2 separate regions of the Homo sapiens genome follow, and region 2 is linked to region 1. Evidence: chromatin loops called from intact Hi-C (ENCODE). Cell type or tissue: IMR-90. All regions are shown on one strand.

Region 1 (2,500 bases):
AGCAAATATGCCACTAGCAAAGGCTTGAAATATGCTTGTGCAGTTGGACTTGGTCTTTGCACTTCTATTGTTTGCCGTGAGAAGAACATGCTTCTAGTAGCTGCTAATTCAAGAAGGATGAAAAGCACTGGCTCTGGACCTGATCTGCAGCTTGGTACCAAGCCCAGTGTAGTCCAGCCTACAGCCAAGTCCCAGATAATGAGCATATATGTGAGCAAGGAAGATATACTTGTTGTATGCTGCTGAATTTTGAGGTGGTTTGTTACTCAGTATTGTGGCGGTAGCTGACAAATACAGAAGGATACTCATTTCTTTTAAAGACCTTCTTTAGGCACTGTTTTGGAAGCTGCAGCTTTCCATGTAGCATCAAGAACTTTATTGTTCAATGGCACCTATTTTAATGCCAGTTTTGTCTCTGGTTACTGGCAAAACTGTTCAGGATTGAAAGCTCACTTTAAAGAAATGCTTACAATTCAGATGGGAAGAAGAGTGCTGGTTGACCCTGGCTATCTCCACAAACCTGTCTGTACTTGGAAGTTGTTTCTAGGAAAATATAATGGCCAGTGGCTCCTTTTTTTGTTGTTGGATCAGCTAGTTGTATGTCCTTAGTGGTACAAAGGGCAGTGAATACACAAAGATAGTATCTTTAATTATGGAAGGAGCCTATTAAAATTCCATTTTATCTTAAGAAATAAACATGTAAAGGAATCTGGAGGAGGCCAAACACCTCTTTAAAATAATGATTGTCTTGGGCTAATTCCTTTACTGTGCCTTCAGCATCATTAGATGCCAATCCTACTGTGTAGGTTCATTTGCAAACAAAACTGATTAGAGACTGGAGGCTGTGTGCATGAGACCTCCCTAAAGCAGAGGTTTCAGAAACCTGCACATTGTTTAAACTGGTTACCCTCAGCACTACTTTTATTTATTTTCTCTCTACATGGGGGGGAAAAAGAAGGTTGTTTATTTCAAAGGGTATTAGAACCCATTCTTCAAAAGAGAATACCGAAAAAGAGAAAAAAAGATATTGTGTAAAAGCTCAGAAGGTTTTCAGAATTTCCCTTTTTTGCCCATTGTAAACATGATCTTTCCCTTTGCTCTGAGCTCCCCCCTCTGGCATTAATGGTATATTTCTCTTTCTGTTACTACAAACTTCAAAGCTCCCCTCCAAGTCATTTTGCAAACTGTAAAGTAATGGTGGGGGCTGCTTTTATTTCCCAGAGTTTGTGGTGGGGGTGGACTGAGAAATGTAGAGGAACTGTTGGCAACATTTATTAACTTTTAATTTGGTGCAGAAAAAATCGGAAACCAAGTACCATACACCATTGATGTTGCTTCAAAGATACTTTGAGCTTGTTTAACCAATTTTTTAAAGCTTGTGTGCCGGACTGAAATGAGGTGCCTTTTATACAGACCTCAGGATTGTGCTGTCATAATAGATAAATCCATATGTCTCTTTGTTTTTGTAATTAAAGCTTTATCCTTCCTCTTTTTTGTCTTCAATGGCTATCTTTGTTCTGATAGAGACCGATTGCTTTATTGTAAGTAAACTCCTAACTATTGTGTGATATTCTCTTTAAAAAGAAGACTGGTGATGCCTAATTTATTTAGCACCATCTAGGAATCTGATTTTCAGTGTGGCTTAATTTTCCAGAAAATAGTCTCTCCCCTTTTAGCATTAAAGATTGTATTTTAACATCTTTAATGGAAATTTTATAAAATACATTTCTCAGATTTGGTCCTTTTGTCACAATATACTGAGCACATTCAGACTTTTTCTGGTGACTGAAGGACTGTCATTTTGAACCTGGTTAATCGATGCTTTGGTTGCACTTTTGCACACTACCCTTTATTGAATGTATTGTGATACGTCAGAGGTCATCTTGTCACATGTGAAGGCACGGACAACGTTCCATCGTGCTGAACCAGTCCCAGACTTCCATTAAAAAAAAAATCATACTTGTTCACTCTTCATACCCTCTGTCTTTTTTTTCCTTGCTTTTTGGGGGTAGGTTATCATGTCTAGCTATTGATCGTGTCTGTTTCAGACAAGCTCCTCTTGCTAAGTTGCTCAACTATTGTGGTATAAGCTGCAAAGGCAGAGAACCAAGGTGGTTAGAATTGTGTGTAGAATAAGCGACCAGAAAGCACTCTGTGGCATCATGCACATGAATTCTCAGCTATGGATTGTATAACATAAGGACATTTTGCCCCTGGAAATGTCCCTTTTTTCTTAATTCTCTCTTCCTTAGTTTCTGCTATTCTTAGTGGTCCAGGCTGCCAGGTAAATTAGGTATTCTTCTGTTAACAATGGCAGTCAAATGATACCTAAAACACCTTTATTGTAGAATTCTCTATCCTAGTCCCATCCATCTGTATTTGTGTTACTTAAGTTTTAGCTATTCCATGAAGATCCATTTCTGGGAAAAATGCTCCGTTATCTAGTGATCTGTTAATTTCTAGAAGTATCTAGGTTGAGGGTAAAGTTTTTGCCGTTTAT
Region 2 (2,500 bases), 79 kb before region 1:
AACAGTTAAAACTTTAAAAAAAACTTTTTAAAAGTTTTTTTTCTTAATATATCTACCATTAAGTCTTTTTCAGGGACAGTTTCTGTTGATTTATTTTTTTTCCTTTGAATGGGCCATATTTGCCTCTCTATTTCTATGCTTTGTGATTTTTTGTTGTTGTTGAAAACTGGGCATTTGAGTTTAATGATGTGGTGACTCCAGAAATCACATTCTCCCTCTTTTCCCGGGTTCTCTGGGTTTTGATGTTGTTATTGTTTTGTTTTATAAATTATTGTAGTCAGTGTCTATCCTAAGGATCAGCCTGGGTGTTAATTTAAGATCTCCTCAAATAAAGCTTTTCTAAGCCTGCACCTTTACATGGGCATGCACAGTCACCTTATAATTTTTTCAATACATGCATTTGTTTTTGAATGTCCTAGTCCTAATGTTTGGCTTTAAAACGGGGAGCAAGAGAAAAATAAAGGCAGTAGGGGAAGGCTACTGGCTGTTTAACTTCCCTGGAATTTACTTCAGCAAGAGTAGGAGGGGCTTGAAAAATTGGAGGAGGTGCAACAACAATTGTCACGTGCCTCTTTGTACCTCTGTGATTAGAGGAAGCAATCAGCGATCAGAGCATAGATTCTTGATACTTGGCAGGCAGGGTTCTTTTTGCCCACCCTGTCTTCCCACCAGGTGTGTGCAAGGTACTCCAGGAACAGGTACAGGGATGTCTGCCACAGTGCTAGGTAGCTACTTTGGTAAGAGCTGTAATTGAAATCGACCACAATTTACCATCCAAGTGTTCCCTTGGAAGTTGCAAGCCTTCCATAGACTCCAGAGTTACAAAATAGTTACATCAGACAGATTCTGCCAGTACAATCGTGTAGGTGGGGAGATTCCTGGTGCCTCCTACTCTGCAGTCTTCCCAGAATCCTCCTTAAGAGCGTTTTATAAGCTGGGAACCCCCAAAATAGGGACTGAGGAGAATGCCCTACAGTGGATTTCACATCATCTGAAGTAGAGGTTTTATGGACTTTGTGTAGCAGTTACAAGAACTCATTCCATATACTGGGATGTTTTCTTTCTTCCCTAGTAGATTTCAGTACCATTCTAGTAGTGCTGAATAACTTAGAATGGCTTGTAGTCTGAGTTTAAATCTACTAAGGAAGAATGTATTCATTCTTTCAGGATATTGCAGATTTTTAAAATCTTGCATTTGTTTTGAGAGATGGAGGACAGAGGTGGATGGGGAAAACTTTTGACTATTAGGCTCCATCTTCAGCTCTGTACTCACTTTTGCTTTTGTATATCTTAATCCAGCCATTTGTAAAATGAGGCAGTTACTTTTAAGTCAGAGATTTGTAACGTCCTGTTTTTTTTGGCAGTTGCGAAACCCGGAATTCCTATGTGAAGTTTTGCATATGTATATTCATACTTTGGAGAGCAAGGCCTGTGGCTTTCAGTAGATAACAGAGATCTCCTATCAGCAGTTCTCCCCTCTCTCCAACTTGCCACAGGGGTTAAAAACTAAAGTTTTGGTTATTTCTTCCATTTCAGTGCCAAATTGTTTGAAAGAATGCTGTATTCTAAAGATCTACAGAGGCTTTTGACATATAACATTACTTCTCAGAAGCCTTTCATGGATTATTAGCAAGATCTGTCTCCTATAGATAATTATGTTGTAGCAGACATATGTTTAAAGAAAAATAGGTTGTTCTTTTGTATTTATGAAATACCTCTTCGTTACCCTATTTCCTCAAAGTCTTGTCTCACTTGTATGTATTGTTTTCCCTTAATCTTTTTAAAAAATTTATTATAATTTTAATTTATTTATCACTCTTCCCCCTGTGTGTATTCATGATGTCTTTTTCTCCAGCGACTTACCACTTTTAACTAACAAATACAAACCTGAGGCTAGGATCCAGCTCTTCAGAATTCTCTTGCAGCGCCACATATGGCATTTTATAAACAGCGAGTGCCTAATAAATGTCATGAGCCAGTGGACTCATGGCAGAAGTAGTAGTCTGTGGAAAACTTCCCATGGTGATTTGTTTACTAATTTTTATTGCATCTGCCTCTTATTACTAACTGATGGGTATGATTTGAGGAATATAAATGTTATTTTGTGACTTTTGGATGGTTACTGTGCAAATATAATTTAATTGAAAAATCCTCTTTAATTCTTTAAGAGAGTAATCAAGGCAGTGATTTCGTTTATTAGACTGCTCTGTTTTGGGGTTTTTGAGTGGAGTCTGTATCTATTATTGTTATTATTTAATTTTTCAGTGAGGGAGATAAATCTGCAGGACATCAAGGAAGATTTAGAATTGGATCCAGAGGAAAACAGCACCCTGTTTATGGGTATCCTCATTAAGGGCTTGGCGAAACTGAAGAAGATCCCAGAAACAGTTAAGGCAATCATAGAGCGCTTGGAGCAGGAGTTGAAGCAAATTGTGAAGAGGTCTACAACCCAGGTGGCAGACAGTGGCTATCAGCGGGGGGAGAACGTTACTGTGGAGAA

What was found. Hi-C counts contacts between places; a loop is a spot of excess contacts. Peaks named below come from ENCODE experiments on the same cell type or tissue, not always from the same donor. Only the 100,000 strongest peaks of a DNase experiment are listed, where the experiment ranks them.
Region 2: it touches region 1 in a loop (2.1-fold over the local background); 2 of 110 quality-filtered maps call a loop at or near these places.

Annotation. Positions count from the first base shown.
Region 1 is chr7:133,433,348-133,435,847 of GRCh38, forward strand. All of the region lies in intron 7 of EXOC4 (exocyst complex component 4), which reads left to right. Among named protein-coding and RNA genes, the nearest start is that of MIR6133, 140 kb to the left of the region's middle. In IMR-90, a CTCF peak has its summit at 1,098 (motif pointing left); no DNase peak of the experiment used is centred here.
Region 2 is chr7:133,354,065-133,356,564 of GRCh38, forward strand. It overlaps EXOC4 (exocyst complex component 4), which reads left to right. Exons shown (of 18, transcript NM_021807.4): 6 at 2,266-2,500. Among named protein-coding and RNA genes, the nearest start is that of MIR6133, 64 kb to the left of the region's middle. In IMR-90, no CTCF peak of the experiment used is centred here; DNase peaks (open chromatin) are centred at 877 and 1,367; H3K27ac peaks cover 1,112 bases.